Linked DNA regions of Homo sapiens: all the other regions are linked to region 4. A link is a loop called in an ENCODE intact Hi-C map of the cell type or tissue named here. Cell type or tissue: dorsolateral prefrontal cortex. All regions are shown on one strand. Links, peaks and the distances in the headings refer to the core of each region. The heading gives the core; the rest is flanking DNA. Region 1 has its middle 7.4 kb from the start of LINC01381. Region 2 overlaps LOC105374329 (a long non-coding RNA gene). Region 3 overlaps ADCY3 (adenylate cyclase 3). Region 4 overlaps EFR3B (EFR3 homolog B). Region 5 overlaps EFR3B (EFR3 homolog B).

Region 1 (6,436 bases), core at 1,285-5,284, 68 kb before region 4:
GGTGAATCACTTGAGGTCAGGAGTTCGAGACCAGCCTGGCCAACATGATGAAACACTGTCTCTACTAAAAATACAAAAAAAAATTAGCCAGGCATGGTGGTGGGCGCCTGTAATCCCAGCTACTCAGGAGGCTGAGGCAGGAGATTCACTTGAACCCAGGTGGCGGAGGTTGCAGTGAGCCGAGATTGCACCACTGCACTCCAGCCTGGGTGACAGAGTGAAACTCCAAAACAAACAAACAAACAAAATTATGAGTGAGTGAAGTGGAGCATTTGACATATCTCTTACACGCATGAATCTTTTTCTGCTGTGTGTTCTCTTGCTTCTTCTTTCTACTGGGTTCTTTATCTGTGGTTTATTGATTTCTTTTCTTTTCTTTTCTTTTTTCTTTTCTTTTCTTAGATGGAGTCTTGCTCTGTCACCCAGGCTGGAGTGCAGTGGCACGATGATCTCGGTTCACTGCAACCTCCACCTCCTGAGTTCAAGTAATTCTCCTGCCTCAGCCTTCTGAGTAGCTGGGGTTACAGGTGCCCGCCACCATGGCTGGCTAATTTTTGTGTTCTTAGTAGAGACGGAGTTTTGCCATAGTGGCCAGGCTGGTTTCCAACTCCTGACCTCAAGTGATCCTCCTGCCTTGGCCTCCCTAAGTTCTGGGATTACAGGTGTGAGCCACCGCGCCTGGCCAGTTTATTGATTTCTTCTTCTTCTTTTTTTTTTAGATGGAGTTCCCCTCTTGTTGCCCAGGCTGGAGTGCAATGGTGGGATCTCAGCTCACTGCAACCTCTGCCTCCCGGGTTCAAGCGATTTTCCTGCCTCAGCCTCCGAAGTAGCTGGGATTACAGGCATGAGCCACGGTGCCCGGCCTGGTTTATTGATTTCTAAGCATTCTTTGTAGTTGAGGAAACTGGCACATGGACTCTCATATTGTTGCAAATGTTTCCCCCAACTAATCTTTAAGTATTTTTGTCATAAGGAGTTTTATATTTTTTAGACTCAAATTAAGAATAGAGTCATGTTTTGTTCTCATGTGCTGATGATTCCACTTGTACATTTACGTTTTTGGTCTACCTGCAATTTATTTTGATATCAAGGAGAAAGGTGTGGCTCCACATGTAATTGTTTTCTAGGTGGCCAGCCATTTCCCCAGTACTATTTACTGAATAATCCATTTTCCCGACTGGTGTCGTTTTGCCTTTATCATATTCTAAATTTCCACATATACTTGGGTCTCTTTTAGTGTCTCTGTTGTGTTCTGTTGATCTTACTGCCTGTTCTTGTACGTGTGCCAAATTGCTTTATTTCTTCCAGGTTTCTAATGTATTTTTACTATGTGGTAGGGTTACTTTTTAGAGATTTACTGGCTATCTGCACTTAATATATTTTCCAGATGAATTTTCGTGTTATTTTATGGGTCTAGTGGGAAGGCAGCATGAAACACATCATTATAAAAGTCATTTAATCATATTGTCATAAGTGCTGCAGAGGGAAAGTCCTGGGAATTGGGAAAGGAGACAGCACGGGCCCTAAGATTTGGGTTTTATGTATCTGGCAAATATATAGGTAAATTTAAAGAGGCTTAACATTTCCACAATACTGACTTTTGTTTAAAACAAAATCTGTCTTTCCATTTATTCAAGTCTTGTTTTATGTCCCTCAGTAAAGTTTACAACTTTTCTTTAGAAATGTTTTACATACTCCTTGATAAATCAATTTCTAAACAGTTTGTTCTTTGTGTTGCTCTTATGAATGGACTCTTTTCTTCCAGTTAGTGTATTTTCTAACTGGTAGTGTCGTTACAGGGGACTTTTCTAAAAGGCCAGTCGCGCTCAAAAGTGCTCTGCCCCTTCAGTGGCTTCCTGTTCCTGCAAGGATCTCCCACACTTCCCAACCGGCTGACAAAGTCCTGTGAGGTCTGGCCCGCTCCCCTTCTCCCCTTCCTCCTCTGTTCTGTGTGCTCCAGGTGCTCACACAGCGCTCTCTCACTGCCGGGCCAGATGGCTCCTCTGAACCCCTGAGTTCTTAGCATAAAGAAGACTTCCTCAGGGAAGTGGATCCGGGATTGAGCCGGGGCTCCTGTACAACAATGTGATGACAATCATTCCTGTGGTCACGTTTTCCATGCTGCCTCTCCACAGCCTGTACTCCAAGAGGGCACAGGACTCTGCCTGTCTCCTTCCTTCTTTCTCTTCCTCTCCTTCCTTCTCTTCTTCTTCTTTCCTCTTTCTTCCTTCTTCTTTCTTTTTTTTTTTTCTTTGACAGGGTCTCGCTTTGTAGCCCAGGCTGCAGGGCATTGGCGCAATCATGGTTCCCTGCAGCCTTGACCTCCTGGGCTCAAGCGATCTCCTGCCCCAGCCTCCCGAGTAGCTGGTAGCAGTCATGCACCAACATGCCTGACTAATTTTTTAAAACATTTTTGTAGAGATGGGAGTCTCACTATGTTGCCCAGGCTAGTCTCGAGTAATCCTCCTGCCTCGGCACTCCCAAAGGGCTGGGGATTACAGACATGCCCCACTGCACCTGGCCTGCCTGTCTTCCTCACTGTCTCCCCAGCTGTTGAGTAAATTCACAGTATTGGGAATGGAAGTTGCATGCCCTGTTTTCTGGCCTGGGGGCTTCCTGGCATCCTGGACTTGGGGACAGTGAAAACTCATCTGGCTGGCAGACCTCTCAGCCAGCTTCCCTCACTCCTGCCAATAAAGAGACTGAAAGCTGAAAGCTTCATTGTTTTGTTTTGTTTTGTTTTGTTTTTTTGAGATGGAGTCTTGCTCTGTTGCCCAGGCTGGAGTGCAGTGGCAAATTTTTGTATTTTTAGTAGAGATGAGGTTTCACCAGATTGGTCAGGCTGGTCTCGAACTCCTGACCTCAGGTGATCCACCCGCCTCGGCCTCCCAAAGTGCTGGGGTTACAAGCAAGCTGAAAACTTCTTCTTCTTCTTTTTTTTTTTTTTTTTTTTTGAGATGGAGTTTCGCTCTTGTTGCCCAGACTGGACTGCAATGGCACGATCTCGGCTCACTGCAACCTCTGCCTCCCAGGTTCAAGTGATTCTCCTGCCTCAGCCTCCCAGGTAGCTGGGATTACAGGTGCGTGCCACCACATCCGGCTAATTTTTGTAATTTTAGAAGAGACGGGGTTTCGCCATGTTGGCCAGGCTGGTCTCAAACTCCAGACCTCAGGTGATCCGCCTGCCTCGGCCTCCCAAAGTGCTGGGATTACAGGCGTGAGCCACCACGCCCCGCAAACCAGTGATTTTTAATTGTTTTGTTCACGGCCATTGCCTGAGACAGTAGGCGCTTGGTAAACACTTCATTGGATCAGTGAACTAGGTTTAAAATAGGCATAAGAGTGAAAGCTCCCGTGGCAGCAAGGGTATCAAGGTAACGGGATTACTTTGTATTCCTGTATTATATGTCTCCCAGGATGTCTTTAAGGGAATTAAGGAACTTGTAAAATGAAAAAAAATTCCGTTTCCCGTGATGGTACTGCACCGGGTGGCCACCAGAGGGCAGGGCTGCCCTACTGTCAGGGATTGTAACCACCAGACCGAGTCTTCTAAAGTCTTAAATAATGCAGGGCTTTAGGTACAGGTCACAGAGCCTCCCACCTGGGGACCTTCACGGTGACAAGACTCAATCCCCATTTCTCCCTCACCGAATCTCGGCTTCCTAGACTGAGGCAGAAGCATCTCTCTCTTGCTCTTGTGTGAAGAATACAGTCTGTCTCACTGGGCCCACACCTTCGTTCTTGAGTAGTGAGCCCTTCTGAGCGCTCTTTCTGGGATCAGCAGTGAATAGAAGGCAGTTCCTACCCTCTTGGAGCGTGTCCCAGGCTTGCTAACCCTTAGATTCACACAGGAAAGCTCAGGTTTGGAGAGATGCCAAACCCTGCAAAAAAGCCAAGAGCTTAACTTAGGAACCTAGATTTATTCATTGCTGTATCCACTCAGCAGGCACCTGGTACTGACTCCTATGGCTGGGGCTTGTGTGAGGGTTCATTCATTCTCCCCAAAGATGTCTGGAATGCTTGTTCTCTACGGATGCTGCTCCAGGACTAGCGGAGGCAACAGTTTCTATTCTCAGGAAGCTCACAGTGTGGTAGTGGTGGGGAATAGGCCATAAACACATAAATATATAACGTAAAGCTGGTGATAAATGCTATGAAGAAAACCAAGCAGGATAGGCACATTGAGAGTGATGAGCTGGGGTGCTATTTTGTATAAGGAGGTCTGGGAAATCTCTGATGAGGTTTCTTCTGAACAGAGACCTTAATGAGGCGAGGGAGCAAGGGGTCAGGCTGTGCAAAGGCCCAGAGGCAGGAGGGTGGGAGGGAGTGTGTGTGTGTGTGTGTGTGTGTGTGTGTGTGTGTGTGTGTGTGTGTGCATGGTGGAATGCAGACCCTGTTGAGGTGCAAGATCCTGCAGATCCTTGTAGGCCATCGTAGACTTTGCCTTTTGCTTGGGGTGATTTGCTGTGTTTTTTTTGTGTGTGTGTTTTTGACACAGAGTCTCACTCTGTTGCCCAGGCTGGAGTGCGGTGGCATGATCTCGGCTCACCGTAACCTCTGCCTGCCAGAATCAAGTGATTCTCGTGCCTCAGCCTCCTGAGTAGCTGGGACTACAGGTGCCCACCAGCACACATGACTAATTTTTGTATTTTTAGTAGAGACGGGGTTTCGCCATGTTGGCCAGGCTGTTCTCGAACTTCTGGCCTGAAGTGATCTGCCCACCTTGACCTCCCAAAGTGCTGGGATTACAGGCGTGAGCCACCATGCCTGGCTGTGGCTTGCTGTGTTGAGAATAAACTGCAGTGGTGCAAGGTAGTGGCTGGGAAACTGGCTAGGAAGCTGTTCTAATCAGCAAGAGGTGATGGTGATGGTGGTGGCTTTCACCTGGGACACTCCGTAAATGCTTGCTAAATTGAACTGAGCTGTTTTGGTCAATGCTTGCTTAAAATCATGACCTCTTGGCCCCTTGCAGAGAATGGAGAAACCACCATAGGAACAAAACTTCAAAAAAGAAACTGTCCTGATTTTGGTAGTTGGTGTTAAAAGGAAGTTTCACTCCTATTTTCAAGCAGGAACCATGGAGTTCTAAAGTGGAAAGGATCCTGGCCAGAAATGCTGTACGGACCTTCAGTTTGACAGACGAACTGTCTGAAGGTTGGCGAGGTGACTCACCTGGGGTCACACAGCAGCATCGTGGCCACCTGGGATTCTGGAATGAAGACTCTTTCCCTGCAATTGTGTTTCTCTTGCTGCTTTGTTAATTCAGCAAACATTTCCCAGGCCCTCGGAGCAGTCTGCTCTGTTCCCACGGTACGAATCCCTTGTCTTCTTGGGTTCTGCTGAAGTCTCTCAGTTACTCTGGCCACATGCTGTGCCCATCAGCTGATCAGCTCTGCCAGGTCATGCCTGGCAATCCACACCTTGCCTTGTTTTCCCGGGATGCTGAGCTGGCTCTGGTCCTCTCTCCACGTGGCAGGCATCTTGGCCCTCTCACTCACAATCCAGAACAGTTGCAATGTGGATGAGTGAAAATTTGCAGGATCTATCCAAAGTGCCCTTGCCCTTTGACCCAGGAGTTCCACCTCTAGGATTGATCCTATTAGCAATGCATGAAGGTTCATGCACAAGGAGCACTGTTCAGTGCAACATGTTTTGGAACAGCCTTGCCTGTAGAAACTCCTGCAGCCTGTGGCGCATGCTCTTTTTTTTTTTTTTTTTTTTTTTTGAGATAGTGTCTCGCTCTGTCGCCCAGGCTGCCAGGCTGGAGTACAGTGGTACAATCTCGGCTCACTGCAACCTCTGCCTCCTGGGCTGAAGTGATTCTCCTGCCTCAGCCTCCCGAATAGCTGGGATTACAGGCGCATGTCACCACACCCAGCTACTTTTTGTTTTTTTAGTAGGGATGGGGTTTCACGGTGTTGGTCAGGCTGGTCTCGAACTCCTGACCTCAGGTGATCCACCGCCTCAGCCTCCCAAAGTGCTGGGATTACAGGCGTGAGCCCCCATGCCCAGCCCTCCACACTCTCCTGATTTCTTGTCTCTTCCTGGCTCCTCCTCTGTCACCACACTCTAAATGTGAGTGTCTCCCTGGGCACTAGGCTTTCCCAGTTCTCACCTTATGCTGCTGTCATGGTGTGACTCTCCACTCCCTTGGTTTTAAGCCACCTCCGCGCTGACTCTCCCATGGTCAAGTCTCCAGGCCTGATCTGTCAATGGTCCAGCTTCTCACAGCCAGTTGCCTTTTTTTTTTTTTTCTGAGATACAAATCACTTACCATAAAATTCATCATTTTAAAGTGCATAATTCAGGGCTGGGCATGGTGGCTCATGCCTGTAATCCCAGCACTTTGGGAGGCCAAGGTGGGTGGATCAGCTGAAGTCAGGAGTTCGAAACCAGCCTGGCCAACATGGTGAAACCCTGTCTCTACTAAAAATGC
Region 2 (6,436 bases), core at 1,149-5,148, 720 kb after region 4:
CCCAGCTACTTGGGAGTCTGAGGGAGGAGAATCGCTTGAGCCCGGTAGATGGTTGCAGTGAGCCGAGATCGGGCCATTGCATTCCAGCCTCGGCAACAAAGCAAGACTCCATCTTAAATAAAAAATAAAAAAAAAACTAAACTAAAAAAGTGTGTGTTGGGGAGGATATACAAACACATATACCCTTGGCCCAAAAACTTTACGTCTAGACATTTACTGCAAAAATATATTTACCCAAGTGCAGAATGACATATGTACAAGATTGTTTATTGTAGCATTGTTTTCAAGAGCCAAAGATACAAAGCAACTGAAATGTCCATCAACAGACATTAATGAAATCATGCTATTATGAAATTGTGGGATACTCAGACGCTACCAAAAAGAATGAAGAAGCTCTTTATGTACTACATGCAAGTACATCCAAGATATCTTCAGTGAAAAGAGCAAGGCTCAGAAGGTCCATACACCAGTGTTGAGGCAAAGGGGGAATATAATACATTGTTTGCTTAAATATGCATAAAGTCACTCTGGGAGGCTACATCAAAAGCATGAAATGGATTAGCTCTGGGGAAGAGAATTGGGCACCTGGGAAACAGGAGCGGGAAGGAAAGTTTTCACAAACATTTATTTGTACCCTTTGAGCTTTCAGCCATGCGAACAAATTTCCTATTAAAAATAAAACATGGCCAGGCATGGTGGCTCCCATCTGTAATCCTGGTACTTTGGAGACCAAAGTGGGAGGATTACTTGAGGCCAAGAGTTCAAGACCAGCCTGGGCAACATAGGAAGACCCTGCCTCTACAAAATCTAAAAAAAAAAAAAAAAATTAGGCCAGGCCCAGTGGCTCATGCCTATAATCCCAACACTGTGGGAGGCTGAGGCGGGCGATCATTTGAGGTCAGGAGTTCGAGACCAGCCTAACCAACATGATGAAAACTCATCTCTACTAAAAATACAAAAAAATTAGCTGGACGTGGTGGTGTATGCCTGTAATCCCAGCAACTCGGGAGGCTGAGACAGGAGAATCACTTGAACCCAGGAGGCGGAGGTTGCAGTGAGCCAAGATTGTGCCACTGCACTCCAGCCTGGGCGACAGAGCGAGAGACTCTGTCTCAAAAACAAAAACAAAAAAATTAGCTGACTGTATGGCACACACCTGCAGTCCCAGCTACTTGAGAGATTGAGGCAGGAGGATTGTTTGAGCATAGGAGTTAGAGCAATGAGCTACAATTGTGCTACTGCACTCCAGCCTGTGTGACAGAATGAGATCCTGTCTCTTGAATAAGTAAATAAATAAATAAAACAGACCACCAGGTTTCCCTGATGTAGTACCACTGTGATACAAGACACAGGTGTTCACTTACGATAATAATCTTTCTTTAGCATAATCAACGTACTATTTACCACCATAAAGAAGCAGAGTTTGACTTACAGTTTCAATTGTGCATGAAAATAAATGACCTGTTTAAGGGGATAAACAGATGTATAAACTGATTGGCCACCTGTGTTACAATGGCATCATCATGGCCAGTCACAAAAGATTTCTCACCCTTTGACAAGAATGTGGACCCCTGGGGTGGAGTGTGGCAAAGGTCACTGTGGAGAAGGCCAGAGGCACTGACTTAGGAACAAAGCCTTTCTGAAATGGACAATGTCTTCACAGTGTCCTCCAATTCCAGGCACAAATGGCCCTCAGCCAAGCCCAGAGATTGCAGTCACACAGCCAGGTCAATCTATCGTGCCCGTCTTAGTCCATTTTGTGCTGCTATAAGGGAATACCAGCGACTAGGCAACTTATAAAGAAAAGAAATTTATTCTTCACAGTTCTGAAGGCTAGGAAGTCCAATATCAAGGTGTCAGCATCTTGCAAGGGCCTTCTTGCTGAGTCATCCCATGACAGAAGGTGAGAGGGAAAGAGAAAGATGCTTAAACAAAGCAGCAAATTTACTTGATTATGTAACTGAAAAGTCTGGAAATAGGGCTTGCTGCTATCTTGGCTTAAAGGTTGAAATGTATCACGAGGGTCTGCTTCTCTCTCTCTCTCCCTCTCTCTCTCTCACCTCTGTTCTCAGACTGGCTCCCACTGAAGATGTCAAGATGGCTGCAGCAACTTTGGGCCTCACATTCCCTCAGGTAAAAATCTAGCAGGACAGAGAAAGAATCTTTCCCTCAGAAGTCCCCAGAAAAATGACTGATGAATGGAAGCCTCATTCATAGCCAATGAGAAGAAATGATACTTTTGCTGGAAATGCAAGCTTTGGATTGATTTAGATCAGAAGCTCTGTGCCTGAGCTAAGGGTGAAGCCCCGGCCAAAGCAGCCCCACTTGGGAGGCAGAGGCATGGATTGCCACAAAAGGGTGGCTGCCTGGTGGGCAGTAGAGAGAACAGCTGTCAGTAAACAGCTGTAGCCTAAGATAATTGGCGTGCAACAGATATCCAGTAGGAATGAGGATCTGCCAAGAACAAGAAGTACACTGAAAGAAAGAGGATAGAATATAGATGTTTATACCTATCACTTGACATTAGTGTTTCAAATTAAAGAAGTCAATATTTCTAAACTTGATATACAATTTCAAAAAGAAAGAATAATTAATGTTTCTGGACGATATGCAATTTCAAAAAGAAAGAATAATTGCTTTATTCTTTGAAATTAAAAAAACTTCATAAAATTAGCTGTAAAAAGAAAACTTTATCTTGGGAATTACTGCAGATATGATTACTCTCATCTAAAAGCATGAAGAAATAAAAGACAGTGATGGGAATCAGCTACTGACAGTTCTAGATGGAATGTCTAATTTGAAAATGATTTCTTCTTTTCCATGTAAGGCTCTTCCATAATATGTAAATTGGAGGTGATTCGTACAACTCACGTCGTGGTAAAATAATAGCTAGAGTAAGAAGTTTGGGTTAGAAGTAGAATTACTTTTAAAAATAGTTCTACTGTCAGTTTCTATACTCATCAAACTTTTAATGGCAAGACATTTAGTACAAGAATTCTTCTAAATCACTGCAGAGAATTAATAATTACCACAAGAAGAAAAACAGTTTCTGAAGAGGTGACGTCCTGCCCTTAGACAAAGGGTCTGGTGGATTTAGCATATAATCTCTCCTGAGTGTCTCTGGCAGGCACTATTGGCAGCCTACTCAATGGCTATACTTCACTTCTTTCTCACCTAAAAAAATCAAGTACATAAATAAAAGCCCTATTCTGACCAGGCAACCATGTGCCCAGCTTTAGGTTCTAAGTAAATCGTGGTTCTCTAACTTTTCTTTTGTCAGTCTAGCGATGGACATGTAATTAAATTCTGACAGAAGAAGTCTCCTGGGGGGCCCAGTTTAAATTCTTGCTTAGGGGGACTTGAGAAAGCCCTTTTGCTCCAGCCTCCTTCCTGCCTTCTTAAATGTGGCCCTCTGAGGATATAATGTTTAGAGCAGCTGCTCCATCTTGTGGTCAGAAGAGGAAAGCCATGGAAACCTCAAATTTGTGCCTAACACATCTACTCCAGGGATTCCAGACGTTTTGCTAAGTGGCATATTATGGGTCACATGGGTTGAGCCACTTTGAATTGGATATTCTGTTGATTTCAACCAAAGTCATTCCTACATGATATAGCTCCTCCTCAAATTTCCGATCTGTGGTTGCCATACTAAATACCACATATTGGCTGGGCGTGGTGGCTCACGCTGTAATCCCAGCACTTTGGGAGGCTGAAACAGGCGGATCACTTGAGGTCAGGAGCTCGAGACCAGCCTGGCCAACATGGTGAAACCCCATCTCTACGAAAAATACAAAAATAGCTGAGGCAAGAGCATCACCTGAACCCGGGAGATGGAGGTTGCCGTGAGCCGAGATTGTGCCACTGCACTCCAGCCTGGGCGACAGAGTTTCAAAAGACAGAGTATATAAAAATACCACATACTAATTTTGGAGGTTATATATTTGCCTTGCAAAGGCTAAAATAAAGGACCAACTTTCAAAAAACCATCCTTAAAGAACAACTATTTCTTAAACTATCCTATTCGTTTAAATTTGGGCTAGCGGTTTTTTTTTAAACAAAAATATCAAGCCAGATTCTTTTAATCATTTCCTTCAGAAAGCCGTTAAATAAATGTATTAGTAAGATAACATCCTCGCACAGCTGACACCTGTCCTCCTGCTTCAACTATGACAATCTGTGAAATCTGAGGAGGAAAGTGTTGAGCTCATGATAAAGAAGAGCTTTCACTGGAAGCCATGCAAAGACACAACAGGCTGCTCCTGAGGGCAGAGGGAGGCCTCACCATGAGAGGCATCTAGGCATGAACAGCCCGAAAGGACTTTGTGAAGGAAGCTTAAATAACACATAAAATCCAACCAGGTCATCTTTAAGCTTCTCCTCAACTCTGAAGTTCAAGGATTGCATGTTCTTGTATCTCAATTCTTCAAACTGGAAAACAAACATCTTTTGTGCTTAATTCTGCAACTCTGTTTTTTAGGGGTTTTTTTTTGGTTTCTTTTGTTTGTTTTTTTGGGGGGGAGGGGGACTGAATCTCGCTCTGTCACCCAGGCTGGAGTGCTGTGGCGCGATCTTGGCTCACTGCAACCTCTGCCTCCTAGGTTCCAGCGATTCTCCTGTCTCAGCCTCATGAGTGGCTGGGATTACAGGCGTGCCCCACCACACCCAGCTAATTTTTGTTTGTTTGTTTAGTAGAGACGGAGTTTCACCATATCGGCCAGGCTAGTCTTGAACTCCTGACCTCAAGTGATCTGCCTGCCTCGGGCTCCCAAAGTGCTGGGATTACAGGCATGAGCCACTGTGCCCAGCCTGCAAAACTGTTTTTAATGCCATCTACTCTCCTTGAACATTTGATATATACACATTTTTTTTGCCTTCTAACTCAGGGGTACCTAACCCCCAGGCCATGGACCAGTAAGTGGCATATTATGGATCATATGGGTTGAGCCACTTTTAGTTGGATATTCTGTTGCTTTCAACCAAAGTCATTCCTACATGATGTAGCTCCTCCTCAAATTTCTGATCTGTGGTTGCCATATGAAATACCACATGCTAACTTTGGAGGCTATATATTTGCCTGACAAAGCCTAAAACAAAGGACCAACTTTCAAAAATCCAACCTTGAAGATGGATTTGCCATCTCTGCCTCCTGTCAGATCAGTGGTGGCATTAGATTCTCATAGGAGCACAAACCCTTATTGTGATCTGCACAAGCAAGGGATCTAGGTTGCGCTCCTTATGGGAATCTAACGCCTGACGATCTGAGGTGTAACAGTTTCATCCGGAAACTACCCCCACCCTCCCATCCCCATTCCGTGGAAAAACTGTCTTCCACAAACTGGACTCAGGTGCCAAAAAGGTTCCGGACCGGCCGGGCGTGGTGGCTCATGCCTGTAATCCCAGCACTTTGGGAGGCCGAGGCGGGCGGATCGCGAGGTCAGAAAATTGAGACGATCCTGGCTAACATGGTGAAACCCTGTCTCTACTAAAAATACAAAAAAATTAGCTGGGTGTGGTGGCAGATGCCTGTAGCCCCAGCTACTCAGGAGGCTGAGGCAGGAGAATGGCGTGAACCCAGGAGGCGGAGCTTGCAGTCAGCCCGAGCCGAGACAGTGCCACTGCACTCCAGCCTGGGCAACACAGCGAGACTCCGTCTCAAAAAAAAAAAAAAAAAAAAAAAAAAAAAGTTCAGGACTGCTGTTCTAATTGCCTACTCCCCATCTTTAATATCATGTAACCCAAATTCTATACCCCACCTTTGTACTAAAAGCATTCTTACTTTACCAATGACTTTGAAGATTCAAGCCAACTCAACACATTTTTCATCATCTTTATCCTCCTTGAACTCTCTGCTACATCTAAGCCTGTTTTCCAACTTCTGCTTGAAACTCTCTCCTTCCTTCAGTGACATTCTAGACACTTGAGTTTGTGTTTTGTTTTGATTGTTTTTCTTAGTCTTTATCAAGATACAACCGAAGCTGGATGCAGTGGCTTATGCCTGTAATCCCAGCACTTTGGGGGGGCTGAAGTAGGAAGATCCCTGGAGCCCAAGAGTTTGAGACTAGCCTAGGCAACACAGCGAGACTCCATCTCTACAAGTTTGTTTGTTTTTTTTTAAGTAGCTGGGCCTGGTGGTGCACACCTATGGTCCCAGCTTCCTGGGAGGCTGAGGTGGGAGCATCGCTTGAGCCCATGAGGTCGAGGCAGCATGTGAGCCATGATCACACCACTGCACTCTAGCCTGGGCTACAGAGTGAGACCCGTCTCAAAAACAAAAAATTAATTAAATTAAAATAAAAGGTATAACTGAATCATCTGGGGAACATTTAAAAATTACACACATCTGGCTGGGCATGGTGGCTCATGCCTGTAATCCTAGCACTTTGGGAGGCTGAGGTGGGAGGATCACCTGAGGTCAGGAGTCCGAGACCAGCCTGAC
Region 3 (6,436 bases), core at 1,477-5,476, 300 kb after region 4:
CCTGCCCTAGCGGACACTCACGACTGTGGTGAGGCTCAAATTCACTCATTCCATAAGTATTGATTGGTTGTCTGCTTCATGCGTGGGGATCAAGGGCTGGGGCTATGGCAGCGATGCGGCACACAGAAACCCCTGCTCTCGTGAAACTTGGGTTCTGGTAGGGGAAGCTACAGGCAAAAGCAATTAAACAATTAAAATATGCATCCATGCGAGAGTAAGTACTGCAGACACAGGGAAGGCAAGGAAGGGAGGCGGGTATGCTGCTGGGGAGCTTTGTTTTGTTTTGTTTGCATTTTGATGTGGGATGGTCAGAGCAGGACTTGCTGGCAGGATAATATTTCAGTAACGCCTGGAAGCGGGTGAGGGGCGAGCCTTCTCCTATCTGGGGGACACCTGCTTCGGATAGAGGTGCTGAGGCTGGAGTGGCCTGGCCCCTGGAGGCACAGTGAGGAGGCATCGCATTGGGAACGGGCCACAGGAAGAGTAGCAGGAGTCCAGCACAGACGTGGGGCCTCCTACACGCCACTGCAGGGTGCCAGCTTCCACTCTTAACACAGGAGGCCGCCAGAACAAGGGAGCAGAGGAGTCCCCTGTTGTGACATATGCCTGGAGAGGCTCACTCCTGCTGAGAACAGCGCTTAGTGAGCACAGCGGGAGCAGTGAGACCAAATAGCGGCCCAGACAAGCCACTGTGGTGGCCAGGCCAGGCCGAGGATAGAGGAGGATCAGTGGTTGGATTCCGTCGATAGATGCTGAATGTATTTTGGAGACAGAGCTGACAGGATTTGCTGGCAGATTGGTTGTGGGGCGTGAGTGTGGAGTTGAGGATGTCTCCTGGGCTTCTGATCTGAGCAACTGGCAGGACGGGGGTGCCGTTAACCAAGATGGGGACAAGGTGGAAAGATGAGAGTGGAGAGGCAAAGATCAGGAGTTTGCTTTGGGACACGTGAAGTTTGCAGTGCCCACAAGCCAAGGAGGCCAGCATCCATGATCTGGAGTTTGGAGGGCGGGTGGGGTTGGAGACGTGAACCTGGCATCACCAGCATGCAGGCTGTGCTGCAACACGAGACTTGCTGAGCTCAAGGCAGCGTGTCCAGATGCAGAGACAGAAAAGGACTCAAGAAACCAAGCGAGAAAAGTGTCTCAAGGAGGGGTGAGAGGTGACTGAAAATGGGACATGGATTTAGCTACCAGGAGGCTTCTGGGGCTCTTGGCAAGGACACCTTCCAGGGAGGGGTTAAACGGGAATGGGTGTGAGCAGAGGGTATAGAGAACAGGTTTCCGGGAGTTGTCAGGTTAAGGTGGATGTGTTGAGTGTGTCCACTGTGAAGCTGGGGGTGGCTGTCACAGGCAGACTCTTAGCCCCCGGCAGCGAGGGAGTGATGCTGCTCCGTGCTCTGTCCTTTCAGCACAGCGACATGGCAGGGGTGCATTCCTAAGATCCCTGCCCAAGTTTATCCTGGGCTGTGCCCAGGCCACCTGTGAGTTGTTCCCTCTCTGGGAAATGTCCCAGGCAGCAGCTGCAGCTGGAGAGTGGCCCGCTCCCAGGCCGGCACTCAGCTGGCGGCCCGTCTCATCAGGGCCTTTGTCCTGTTCTGCACGGCAGGCAGCAGCAATTCCCTGGCACCGCGTGGAGCTGTACAGGCTCGTGCTGTGCTGAGAGGCCTCCCCGTCCCCTGCCCCCGGCCCCTGTCCCCTGCCCCCTGCCCCCTTCCCCCGGTCCTTGTCTGCTGGCCCCTGCCCCCGGTCCCTGTCTGCTGGCCCCTGCCCCCGGCCCCTGCCCCCAGTCCCTGTCCGCTGCCCCCTGGCCCCTGCCCCTGTCTGCTGTCCCCTGGCCACTGTCCGCTGTCCCCTGGCCCCTGTCCGCTGTCCCCTGCCCCCTGGCCCCTGTCCACTGTCCCCTGCCCCCTGTCCGCTGTCCCCTGGCCCCTGCCCCCATCCCCGTCCCTTCCTCTCCTAGCCCCTCACCCCATCTCACTGTCCCCTCTGGCCTCTCCCAATTGTCTTCTCTCTGTCACAGGCTAATGACAAACTATGTGACCTTCATGGTGGGGGAGATTCTGCTCCTCATCCTGACCATCTGCTCCCTGGCTGCCATCTTTCCCCGGGTAAGAGGCACTTTTCTACTGAGCTCAGAAGCCTCTGGAAGTGAGTGGCACTCCCTGTAAAACTGGGCAGTGATGGAGTTATTCTTTCTGTCAAATCTGACAGGCAGACACTCCTCTGTTAGGACGGTCCAGGCACTTGCCCATCCATTCATTCACCATCAGCAGAGCACTCCCTCTGGCTGGGCCACCAGGCTGTGGCAGGCTGTGGTGGGCCACGGCTGGGCCGTGGTGGGCCTTGTTGGGCCGTGGCGCTGCAGCACGTATGAGTACGGCAGAGTCTGGGTAAACAAGAACCTGGGTAGAGAGGAAGTGGAGGGCCGGCTGGAAGGTGGGTTGGCCCCGATGGTGAAGGCCCTTAGAAGCCAGACTAAAGGGATTAAAACTTTCTCCTGTAAGGCACTGAGGTACCAAGCAGAGTTTTTTTTTTTTTTAATCAGAATGACAAAGGTAAAGCAGTGTTTAGGAACATAAATCTGACAGGTGGCTCGCCAGGTCACTTGGAGCCAGGATAGGCAGGAGTAGCTGGCCAGAGACGAGCAGCCCTGAAAACTGTTCCTGCCCTGGCCTCACCTCGTCACCACGTCTGCTGTGGAAAGGGCTGCGACCTGGAGGCTGTGCTGTTGAACAGGCACATCGAGGAGGTCCAACACAGCGTCAGAACTCCCACGCCCTCTTCTCAGCTCTGCCCCTTGGTCAGCTGTCAGGTGACTCCCAGGCAGAGTCCGTTTTGAGGCTCCTGGGACTGGAATACGGGACCAGCCTGAGTTGCTGTCAGTCACGTCGCAGGAGAAAGGACTGGCAAAGGCTCATGGCCCTTGAAATTCTGTTCCTTCTAGGCCTTTCCTAAGAAGCTTGTGGCCTTCTCAACTTGGATTGACCGGACCCGCTGGGCCAGGAACACCTGGGCCATGCTCGCCATCTTCATCCTGGTGATGGCAAATGTCGTGGACATGGTGAGCTCCTGCTGTCCTTGTTGAAGGGACGCCCCTGTTCTCAGTGGAGAAGGGCTTCTGTTTGGGTCACACAAGCAGTTTCTCAGTCCATCCCTCCACCGTCATGTAGCTTTGGAGTGGCTCTTAGGTTCCCAAACACATCATCCCCACCTAGTGGAAGGAGTCTTGTCCCTGTCATCCAGGGAGCCTCTGGGATGGACTTGTTTCCTTGAAGCTCCTCTCCCAGAGTCCGAGAGCACAGTTCCATGTGCCCAGGCCTGTGCTAGGTACCTTATGTATGTTGATTCATTTAATCTGTGAAAAAGTCCTGAGCAGTTGTACCAGTATCTGCAGTTTCATAGGGAGAAACTAACTCTCAAAAAGGGTAATTGGTTGGGCGCGGTAGCTCACGCCTGTAATCCCAGCACTTTGGGAGGCCAAGGTGGGCGGATCACGAGGTCAGGAGTTCGAAACCAGCCTGGCCAACATGGTGAAACCCCATCTGTACTAAAAATACAAAAATTAGCCAGGCATGGTGGTGCACACCTGTAATCCCAGCTACTTGGGAGGCTGAAGCAGGAGAATCGCTTGAACCCAGGAGGCGGAGGTTGCAGTGAGCCGAGATTGAGCCGCTGCACTCCAGCCTAGGCGACAGCAAGACTCCGTCTCAAAAAAAAAAAAAAAAGGTAATTCACTTGCTCTAGGTCACACAGCCAGGAAGTGACAGAGTCCAGAATGGAGGCAGTTCTAAGTCCCAGTCCTGTGTATTCTTCCTCCCTGAGGGGGCAGCCAAATGCTTTCTTGGGGAAAAGGGACAGGAGTTGGGAGCCCAGATCTATTGGTTTAGAACCACTGGGCACGTATTGAGCACTACATGCCTGGAGCTGTCATCAGTGTTCTCTTGTCAGTTGTCACGGCCTCCTCTAATTGTGGTAGTACCATATACACTATCTTCCTTTTTTTTCAAATATAATGTTATTGTTGTACTTTAACAATTGGAGCACACGGTGCCGGGCGCAGTGGCTCACGCCTGTAATCCCAGCACTTTGGGAGGCCAAGGCGGGCGGATCACGAGGTCAGGAGATCGAAATCATCCTGGCTAACACAGTTGAAACCCCGTCTCTACTAAAAATACAAAAAAATTAGCCGGGCGTGGTGGCAGGCGCCTGTAGTCCCAGCTACTCAGGAGGCTGAGGCAGGAGAATGGCGTGAACCCGGGAGGTGGAGCTTGCAGTGAGCCGAGATTGTGCACTGCACTCCAGCCTGGCAACAGAGTGAGACTTTGTCTCAAAAAAAAAAAAAAAAAAAAAAAAAAAATTGGAGCACACAAATACAACCAACATGGAGACTTATTCTGCCAGTGGTATAAGTGAAAAAGCTCCAGGGCTGCAGCTAATCAGAAGTCCAGTGGGGGGCCGGGCGCGGTGGCTCACACTTGTAATTCCAGCACTTTGGGAGGCTGAGGCAGGCAGATCACTTGAGGTCAGGAGTTTGAGACCAGCCTGGCCAAGATGGTGAAACCCCGTCTCTACTAAAAATACAAAAATTAGCCAGCCACAATGGCACGAGCCTGTAATTCCAGCTACTTGGGCAGCTGAGGCAGGAGAATCGCTTGAACCTGGGAGGTGGAGGTTGCAGTGAGCCAAGAATGCACCACTGCACGCCAGTCTGGGCGACAGAGCGAGACTCCATCTCAAAAAAAAAAAAGAAAAAAAAGAATAAGTCTACTGGGAATGAGGAGTTAGGGGCTCCAGAGCCTACCTTGGCCAGGGGTTGCTGGTGCCCACTACCCAGGGAAGAGAAGCCCCAGGCCCCCTGCATGTCACAACATGCCTGGAACCTGGCACCCAGGTGTGGAGGTCACCACTGCATGGGGTCCTGGACACTGTACAGGACACCTGGAGATGCTGTCACTCATGGAGGGGTAAAAAGCTAGGGAGGTGTAACAACTGCTCATGCTAGAATGACATGGCGGGAATCGCGCAAGCAAGACAAGGTTGCCCTGTGGGTGAAAGTTACAAAAAGGGGGGGTTGATTCCGGTTCTGGATGCGCTTTCTCCCGGCCGCATCTGCCCAGTAGCAGAACCAGTAAAGAATCCAGAAGGCAGTGAACATCCCCCCAATGGAAGGATTTGGGCAGAGACTAGCTGTCATCACGGGGAGGCTGTGAGTGGGGCTCATGGTCCCGTGGCCCCTCCTGAAGCAACAGTGTGATATGGGGAAGAACATGTTGGATTTGAAGCCTAAAGACTTGGCTCCTACTTTTGGCTTTTCTGCTTGCTAATTGTGTTTGGGCAAATCTGGCCCGAGTTTTCTGTACAATAGGGACAGTACTAAAAATACTCGAGAGAGTTTTTGTGAATGTCAAATGAGGCAACGGCGAGGCTCTTAGCTGCAGTTACTAACTTTCATATGATTAGTCCCTGGTAAATTTCCCCATCTTTCCCGGTATTTCTGGGGGAGCCGCGGGAGGTGGCAGCTGAGCGTGCACTACCATGCACAGCCCTCTGTGACCAGCACCTGCTGTTCTCTTGAACGTGTGTCCCTGCCCGCCGTCCTGGCCTCCAGCTCAGCTGTCTCCAGTACTACACGGGACCCAGCAATGCAACGGCAGGGATGGAAACGGAGGGCAGCTGCCTGGAGAACCCCAAGTATTACAACTATGTGGCCGTGCTGTCCCTCATCGCCACCATCATGCTGGTGCAGGTCAGCCACATGGTGAAGCTCACGCTCATGCTGCTCGTCGCAGGCGCCGTGGCCACCATCAACCTCTATGCCTGGCGTCCCGTCTTTGATGAATACGACCACAAGCGTTTTCGGGAGCACGAGTAAGATGAAGCGTGACTGGGGATCTGTATTGTCTCCTTCCTCCCGCCCGCAAAGTCCTCAGTTCAAGCTCATGGGCCTGTGCTGAGGTGGCTTTCTGCCACTAGGGGTCCTCAAAGGCTTGTTCAAGAACCAGTTCCTGGCTGCTCACAGACGTATCACTGTTTGGCTAGGACCTGAGAATAGATTCTTCCCATTCTCCCCGAGTGGAGGACTTGGGATACCCCGGTGCCTGGCTGGGCATCAGGCTCTTGTTCCCAGATGGGGCCTGACTGTGCTGTTATCTGTCCAACAGCTTACCTATGGTGGCCTTAGAGCAGATGCAAGGATTCAACCCTGGGCTCAATGGCACTGACAGGTAAGGGCCACGGCTTCCCCTCCTGGCCTGCACTCACAGCCCTTCTTCTAGAGACAGGAATATAACAGGCCCAAGCCCCGGGATCTCACCCTCCCGGGAGGCACGTGACCTGATACGTGCAGGTTAGAGAAGCTGGCATGGGTTCCTCCAGGAGGGCTGCAGCAGTGCAGTGAGGAGGGAAGGAAATACCAGGTGGATGGCAGCTGCATGTA
Region 4 (4,000 bases), core at 1-4,000:
TAAGGATGGGATGGAAAGTCAGTGTTTAGTAAACAATTTGTCAATGCTGTAGCAGCCAAGGGTGTGATCTGTAGGCTTGCATTTTGCATGAGTTTTTTATTTAATTTTTCTAGAAATTATTTGTTTTAATTGTATTTTATAAAAGTATTGGTCTGTGATGTACTGGAAATAAAATCAGCCGGCCCTTCTCCACAGCTAGCTTAAGCAGCACTGGTTTCGGCAACTGGGGGCTTCGGAGGAGTCACAGGGGACTTCTGGCTTTCTATTTTAGCACCCGTCTAGCTTCTAGAGAGGCCTTTGTCCTGGGATCCGGCTGGCCCAGGGGAGCCACCATACCTGAATTGAGTACATGATGATTTTAAAGCAACGGATGGCAAACACCTTGGGTTCCCAAAGAGAATGGTTATCCAGATGGCTGTGAGGGAGAAAACGTGGGGGAACAACTATGAAACTCCCGGCAGTGTTAGGGAGAAGAGATTAGCTTGGAGGCAGAGGGACACCTTCTCAGAGCCCCTCGCACAGTTCCCGGGTGAGGAAGTGAAGCCTGAAGGGCCTTGGGGTAGTCCCAGTCCAGTGCTGGAGAGAGGCCAAGGACAGCGCTCTGCAGTTGTGGATGTGTGTGGTGAAGCTGGGCACCTTTGCTTAGCGTTGGGTGCCTTCCTACTGGCAGCAGTTGGCCACCCTGTGGCAGCTTTTGCTGTCACAGTGCAGGGAACACAGGCACAGGGAAGGGATCGACTCGGCTGCGGCACCACAACTGTAATATCCCCTTCCCCCCAGCCAGCCAGGAGATGCCAGGGACCTGAAACACATCCAGGCTGAAGGCTGGGGCCAAGGCAGTGGGTGGGGGCACTCACATGAGAACAGGCTTGATGGCGTTTTTGATGTTGCCAAAGGCAGCCCGGCCCAGCAGCTCCCGAAGACACCTCTCAGCCAGCTCCGCGGGGCTCTCTTTCTCCTTCTCAGGTGCTTGGAGGGGTGAGGGAGACCGGCTGGGGAGACAGAGGCACATGGGTAGAGGGTGGCATGCAGGCTGGGGTCAGGCTCTGTACAATCCCGGCTTTCCGTGTTTCATCCACACAAGACAAGCAGGAATTTGACATGGGTTGCACTAGGCAATAGGGGAGGCGTCACAGCTGTCAGAAATTAAATGGGGGTAAAGAAGCCCCCACTGGGGGAAGTGGGGGAAGACCGGAGAAGAAAAGATAAAGTTCTTTTTCTGGAAATCCTTAAAGATTTCCAGATGTACCACTGTGGGAAGGATGCTCTGAGCCCCATGGGCCAGGTGAGGTGTAGAACATGTGTGTCTTGATGCACCTAAGACTTCAGAAGGAAAAGGAGATGGGAGATGAAGATAGGAAAGGGAGGCAAAAAACAAAACAGAAGTGGAAGAAAGGAGAGGAAAGAGAGGGAGGGAAAAGGAAAGGCACAGTGGTTGGCTCAGGCAAGAGTCAATGATACTCAAGTCACAGGGAGTGGGCCCACATCTGGACAGAACAGGAGCCGGAGGACTCCCAGCCCAGAGACCACAGCAGCTTGTCAGTGAGATGCTATTCCAGAAACAGCCACCAGATGGCATACGAACCCCACCCCACCCCACGCCCCACCCCACGCCCCGCCCCCGCCCCCGCCCCCGCCCCCGCCCCCGTCGACCCGAGTCTAGCTCTAGTAGCCTGGGATCAACCGACCTAACTAGCCTAGTGCACAGATAGCCCAGGTGGGACAGCAACGTGGGCCTTTCTCCCCATTCCATTTCACCGAGGGGAAAAATGAGGGTGCAGGGACAGGAATGAATCCCATGCTTAGGGGATCCAGGATTAAAACCCAGTATCTGCAAGCTCTTACTGAGTGGCTGCGGGCTGGTCAAGCATGCACGTTTTCAGGGCCTGAAATAGCATCAGGAAGCAACAGAGGAAGGAAGGTCCAGATGGAAAGTCCGCAGTGATCGGAGCCATGAAAGGCATCTTTTTTTTTTTTTTTTTTTTTTTTTTTTTTTTTTTTTTTTTGAGACGGAGTCTCGCTCCGTCGCCCAGGCTGTAAGTGCAGCGGCGCGATCTCGGCTCACTGCAAGTTCTGCCTCCCGGGCTCCCGTTCTCCTGCCTCAGCCTCCCGAGTAGCTGGGACTACAGGCGCCCGCCACCACGCTCAGCTAATTTTTTTGCATTTTTTTTTAGTAGAGACGCGGTTTCATCGTGTTAGCCAGGATGGTCTCGATCTCCTGACCTCGTGATCTGCCCGCCTCAGCCTCCCAAAGTGCTGGGATTACAGGCGTGAGCCACCGCGCCCGGCCCACAAAAGGCATCTTAAAGCCTCCTTGGCCCTGCTTCCAGGGAGACAAAGGTAACCAGACTCTTGGTTCTGTGTGTTATTACCAACAGATTTACCCACCAGGGAGCCCAGCACCAACACTGTCCTCCTTCGGTAACGCACATGTTAAGGGACACTGTGGGCTGGCACAAAGTCAGACCCATGGCTTCTAGGGAGCCAGCTTTGGACTCACTGCAGAACAAGCCACAAAGCCATGTCCCTGGCCTTGTAGCTGAGTTTTACTGACCAACCCAAACCATGTGGTTCCCAAGCAGCCCTTGGAGGGTTGATTATATCTACTGTCCTGCCCCATCCCGGCCTGCTTACCTCTCTGCCTCCTCTACATGCTGTAGATTGAAAAGCAGTGATGGAACGATCTTATCCATGTGCTGTGGGTCCCAGATATTGGCCTGCAGTTCATCATTCACCGTCTTCCTCACCACCCCTTGCAGGCCTTTGATGCCTGACATTCGAATTCTGTAAGGAAAAGGGTGAAGTGGGACTCGGAAGTCCTCTAGCCCTGAGAAGTCCAGCTTCGGTGGCTAAGAGAAGAGCACAGCTTAGGAGTCAGGGATACATTTGTCCATCAGAAGGCAGAATGGAGACCAGCTGCTACTCTCATGAGACCTCCTGGTGCTGGCAGACATGAGCCCAGGAAGCCATGTCTTTTTAATCATCTTGGAGACTCCCAGGCTGCCCTTGCCCTGGTACCATCTGGGCTCCAGCCCTAGGGTGCTGGATGCTCCAGCTCCCCATCTTTAGTACTTAGCTGGGGTTGTTCCAGCTTGGGCCCAAGATGTAAGAGCTCAAAACGCTGCCAAGAACTGATGAAGCAGAATCCGAGGCTGTGAGCAACTTGCGGGGGCAGGGGGAGGCGGATCCAGAGGGAGAGGCACAGAGCTGCAGGCTCTCTGGGCACAAAGGGGTGTCGGCTTGGAGCTAGGGTTAACCAGAGGGGAAACTGAGTAACAGCACAGCAGGAGCCCCTTTTGTACACCCCCAGTCCCTGCTATGTGAACCCAGGGTCAGCACAGCTCTGTGGGAGGGAGCCCTCTTTACTAGCCATTTATTTCAGACTGAAGTTTCTTTCTTTCTTTTTTATAAAACCTTTTTTCTGGTTATAAAATAATACATACTAATCATAGAAAAGTATAGAGAAGAGAAGATTTACCACTACCACCACCACTACCACTGTTATCTTTGTTATCAAACATAACTGTTATTGGCATTTTGATGTAATTCCTTTCTTCTGTGCATAATATATAACAGAATTAAGAACCTATTGCATATTTTATTTGTATTGGCTTTTTTCACATACATTCTATGCATTTTCCTATGTCATTAACTCTTCATAAACATGTTGAATGGTTGCCTGATAGACTATCATAAGACCTTTCTAAACTAGTGACTATTAGTCATTTAAGTTGTTTCCAAATGTTTTGCTTTTTTTTTTTTTTTTTTTTTTTTTGAGGTGGAGTCTGGCTCTGTCGCCCAGGCTGGAGTGCAATGGTGCGATCTTGGCTTACTGCAACCTCTGCCTCCCGGGTTCAAGCAATTCTTCTGCCTTGGCCTCCTGAGTAGCTGGGATTACAGGCATGTGCCACTATGCCCGGCTAATTTTTGTATTTTTAGTAGAGACAGGGTTTCACCGTGTTGGTCAGGCTGGTCTTGAACTCCTGACCTCATGATCTAC
Region 5 (4,000 bases), core at 1-4,000, 65 kb after region 4:
GGAATCTACTTCCAGTGGATAAATGGATGGAGCAAGCCCTGACCCTCCCAGGAGGCCACTAAGAATGTCCCTATCCTGGAAGAAGAGCAAGACAAGGCCCTGAACTATAAGTGTCCAGCTGGAAGTGTGACAAACTTGGGGATGTCACACTGGGCTAGTGTGTGACGTGGGGAGGTGGGGGGATATCTGGTCTCCAGCCCGCAGTGAAGTGCTAAGGAGTTATGAAAGGAAGTCAGAAGGAAAGCAGAGGCTTCTGACTAGCATCCACCTGCCCCATAGCCAAGTGGTGACATGTGTGATCAGAGTAGAGGACCAGAGATGAGGTGGGTGGAACACAGGCTACATCTGCTGCTCTCCCTCCCTTCATGCGGGAGGGGTTTCCAAGGAGACATTCAGAGGCAGGAGACAGCAGAGGGTGTCAGGAAGAGCCTCCCAGCACCTGCCCATTCACACTGGGTGAGTGTGTGACACGGGTGGGCTGGGAACAGCCCAGAGCAGAGGCCATCATCACAAAAGGAGACAAGGACCCCAGGGGCACTGAGTCCTGGCAGCTTAGGGGAGGTGAATTTCCAGAAGAAAAATGGCTGAGAGAGGAAGAAGCAGTGAGAACTGAGAAGCAGGTGAAGGCACAGGGCCCAGCCCTCAGGCCTGCACTGGTGACCTTCCCAAGAGGTTGTCAGTGGGGAGGTGACACTGGAATTTCAAATAGTGTGAAGTGAATAATGACTATGAAAGGGGGAAAGGTGCAATCTCAGCTTCAATGACTGCTGGCTCAAGAGCATTGTAAAATATTATATAATCAGCTGAGCATGGTGACTGACACCTGTAATCTCAGCACTTTGGGAGGCCAAGGTGGGAGGATCGCTTGAGCACAGGAGTTTGAGATCATCCTGGGCAACGCAGTGAGAACTCATCTGAACCAAAAAAAAAAAAAAAAAAAAAAAATAGCTGGGTGTGGTGATGCGCACCTGTAGTCCCAGCTGCTCGGGAGGCTGAAGAGGGAGGATCACTTGAGCCAGGGAGTTCGAGGCTGCAGTGAGCTATGACTGTGCCACTGAATTCCTACTGGGGTGACAGAGCGAGACCTTGTCTCAAAATAAATAAATATTATAGGAATCATTTATTTAACAACAATAACAACAGAAGCTGTTGTTGCTTTGTCTCTGAATAGATGGGGGCAGATGTGCTGCCTTGGTGTGCCCCGCCCCCCCCGCCAGGTGGGAACAATTGAGGGATGCAGGCTGCTTCTAACACCAGCAGTGCAGATCCTTGGGAACCAGTGACCCTGGGCTAGGGGTGAACTGCCAAGGTGGTCCTGACACCTGGCTTCAGTTGTGTCCTTAGAATCCAAAATGTGTTTGGTAGCTTTGATGATAAAATTACTGTTAATTTATTGTTGGTATTTTATAACTTGATTGGTATTCACTTTAAAAATGTTATTTATCAGTGTAAGTAATGTATTGGTTACATTTTTGGAAGGAAGTGCTTTGTAAGCCTTTTAAGCTCCAGGAATCCCAATAAATGGAAGCAAAGGGAAAAAAGTTAATGCTTCTGTATTCAGCTTTCTTTAATGTGATCTGGGCTCCTCGTAGGAATTCATTCATCTGAATACCTACTACTTGGCACGTCGAGGCATTCGATTTTTTTAAGTACATGTGGACTCTGGGGGTAAGAAGCATTCCAATAAATAACTCATACTCTCAAAGAGCTTGCATCATAGCGAGTAGAATCTATCACATGAAAACAATAGTGTTAGAAATCAGGATTTGGGCTTTACAACACATTCATGCTTTCCCCTTTCCCAAAATATGCCCAGTTTCCTATTGTGGTCAGCAGGCAGCCTATAAAAAGCAGGGTTACTCACCTTCAGCTTTCTAAATGAACACACAGTATCAAATATAGTAACAGAGGAAGCTTTATTTTTATGGAGCCAAACTGATTGAGATCAAGAGTAAGTGCTTTAAATATACAGACGAACTCACAGATTTAAGATGCAGATTCTGAAAAGCTAAAGATCCAAGATCAATCATTCGAACGCCCAAATATATCATCAGAGAGACTGTTGCAGCATGCACGCAGTGCCAGAACACAAGACAGGCGCCATGCCCAGAGCCTCCGAAACGTAGAGCCAGGGCCAGGGTGGTCACGGTGCCAAAGAGAAATTTCAGAAGCAACACTTTTGAAATGCAAAACAGAATCAGAAGCAAGCACCAGAATTCTGCAAAAATGCAAAACAAGTACTAGGTTGAGCCCTACTAAAAATGCCAAGTAAGCAGCAGGCCAATCAGAGCCAAGACCCACTCTTAATGCAGCAGCTCTACCGCGCATGGGCCTTCTGGGAACACCTGCACGAGGTAGGAAGTCCCTCAAGCAGATTCTGCCCATCTCAAGAAGCCAGGAGCAGATGGAGTGAGAACGCAGCTGGAAAGAGACAGCTCCTGAAAAGCTCTAAATGAGGAGTGGAGAACCCTTCCTCCAATGCAGACCCTCAGGCCCCTGGAGAGGGTGACCCTGTTACTGCCACACTGTCATCAAAAGGATCGGTTGATGGTAAAACATGTATTACAAGCTCTGTAATTAACATCAGCCTCAGCTAACATCTATGAAGCTCTCACAATCGGTTAGGAGGTTTGAATGCATTTTTACTTAATCCTCCCAACAACACTGAGGTGGGGTCTATCGTCTCCATTTTACAGATGAGGAAAATGAGGCTTAGGGCAGTTAAGTAACACTTCCAAAGTCACATTAACTGCTAAATGGGGTAGCTGGATTCAAACCCAGGGCTGTCCGACTACAGGGTCTTCACACTTAACCCCTGGCCTGCAAAGAACACACTGAGATTAATCCATTTCAGTGTGCCATTAGAAAAAATATATACCATTCCTAGCCAGAGAGTATAGGTCCTTATACAGAGATGTCACAAGCCAGCACATTATTAAGGAACAGGTGAATAATAAGGTCATTAAAGCCTCTGTGTACTTAGGAGAATGACATTACTGTGGGCTGTGAGGTCACAAAAGCCCCAAGGAGGAAATGGAAAAATCAATCCTTCGGCCAGGCACAGTGGCTCACGCCTGTAATCCCAGCACTTCGGGAGGCTGAGGCAGGCAGATCACTTGAGGTCAGGAGTTCAAAACCAGCCTGGCCAACATGGTGAAACCCCGTCTCTACTAAAAATACAAAAAAATTAGCCAGGGGTGGTGGGTGGGGCGGGTTGGGGGGCACCTATAATCCCAACTACTCGGGAGGCTGAGGCAGGAGAATCGCTTGAACATGGGAGGCGGAGGTTGCAGTGAGCCGAGGTCGCGCCACTACACGCCAGCCTGGGCGACAGAGCGAGACTTGTCTCAAAAAAAAAAAAGAAAAAGAAAAATCAATCCTTCACACCCAGCCCTGCTCAGCCATGTCTGTGATTGTGCTGAGACAGTGCCGGAGGCCTAGGAGAGTCAGGCTTTGTTTTGTCATTGAAGGTCCCCTGAGAGTCAGCAACGCCAATGGCAGTGCCCAAAAGGCAGGCCTTACACTCAGATGGCCCTGCCGTATGGGCCTCCCCCCACTGCCCTGCCGGCACCATCAGCTTCCCAGCTGCCAATGGGATGGACTTCCCGGGTCAGCTTCCTCTGCTTGCTACTCGGCACGTAAGTTGTCTAGTAGCCTGCGGCCCTGACCAGCAGTTCTCAATGAGCCCTTTCACTGGTGCTAGGCTGCTGGTAAGAGCCCTGGTGCGGGCTGGCACAGGCCCTTGACCGTCCGTCTCCTAGTATACCCACTGCCAGCACTGCAAAACAGCCCTGGGATTGTTTGCACGGATGTTTTCTTCTCTTCCAGGGTTTCCTACTGTTTTACTGCAGTATAATTAACATGCAGTAAGATGCACACATTTAAGCATTCAGTACCTTGAGTTTTGACAACTGCTTTTACACTTGTGTAACCATCACCCAAACAAGAGGTAGGACATTGCTAATCCCCTCACAAAGTCCCCCTTTCCAGTCAACCCACT

What was found. Hi-C counts contacts between places; a loop is a spot of excess contacts. Peaks named below come from ENCODE experiments on the same cell type or tissue, not always from the same donor. Only the 100,000 strongest peaks of a DNase experiment are listed, where the experiment ranks them.
Region 1: a loop joins it to region 4, with 4 times the contacts of the local background. A loop is called at or near these places in 26 of 110 quality-filtered maps.
Region 2: it touches region 4 in a loop (5-fold over the local background); 34 of 110 quality-filtered maps call a loop at or near these places.
Region 3: a loop joins it to region 4, with 2.1 times the contacts of the local background. A loop is called at or near these places in 26 of 110 quality-filtered maps.
Region 5: it touches region 4 in a loop (2.7-fold over the local background); 12 of 110 quality-filtered maps call a loop at or near these places.

What each region holds. Positions count from the first base shown.
Region 1 is chr2:25,193,674-25,200,109 of GRCh38, reverse strand. No RefSeq gene overlaps it. Among named protein-coding and RNA genes, the nearest start is that of LINC01381, 7.4 kb to the left of the region's middle. In dorsolateral prefrontal cortex, for the core only: a CTCF peak has its summit at 3,489 (motif pointing right); a DNase peak (open chromatin) is centred at 3,499.
Region 2 is chr2:24,407,131-24,413,566 of GRCh38, reverse strand. The region is part of intron 2 of LOC105374329 (a long non-coding RNA gene); the gene reads right to left. Among named protein-coding and RNA genes, the nearest start is that of ITSN2, 50 kb to the right of the region's middle. In dorsolateral prefrontal cortex, for the core only: CTCF peaks have their summits at 3,242 and 3,447 (motif pointing left); a DNase peak (open chromatin) is centred at 3,451.
Region 3 is chr2:24,827,334-24,833,769 of GRCh38, reverse strand. It overlaps ADCY3 (adenylate cyclase 3), which reads left to right. Exons shown (of 22, transcript NM_004036.5): 12 at 2,021-2,108; 13 at 2,945-3,061; 14 at 5,609-5,868; 15 at 6,162-6,224. It overlaps LOC105377626 (a long non-coding RNA gene), which reads left to right. Exons shown (of 2, transcript XR_939842.3): 1 at 1-28; 2 at 1,410-1,690. Among named protein-coding and RNA genes, the nearest start is that of CENPO, 37 kb to the right of the region's middle. RefSeq lists an enhancer at 1-96 and a silencer at 276-570. In dorsolateral prefrontal cortex, for the core only: a CTCF peak has its summit at 3,202 (motif pointing left); a DNase peak (open chromatin) is centred at 1,569; H3K4me3 peaks cover 381 bases; H3K27ac peaks cover 2,777 bases.
Region 4 is chr2:25,126,967-25,130,966 of GRCh38, reverse strand. It overlaps EFR3B (EFR3 homolog B), which reads right to left. Exons shown (of 23, transcript NM_014971.2): 6 at 2,635-2,784; 7 at 858-992; 8 at 337-415. Among named protein-coding and RNA genes, the nearest start is that of POMC, 40 kb to the left of the region's middle. In dorsolateral prefrontal cortex, for the core only: a CTCF peak has its summit at 1,521 (motif pointing right); DNase peaks (open chromatin) are centred at 627, 1,556, 2,056, 2,405 and 1 weaker place; H3K4me3 peaks cover 608 bases; H3K27ac peaks cover 2,833 bases.
Region 5 is chr2:25,062,292-25,066,291 of GRCh38, reverse strand. All of the region lies in intron 1 of EFR3B (EFR3 homolog B), which reads right to left. Among named protein-coding and RNA genes, the nearest start is that of EFR3B, 22 kb to the right of the region's middle. In dorsolateral prefrontal cortex, for the core only: a CTCF peak has its summit at 3,720; DNase peaks (open chromatin) are centred at 2,111 and 3,661; H3K4me3 peaks cover 1,591 bases; H3K27ac peaks cover 3,855 bases.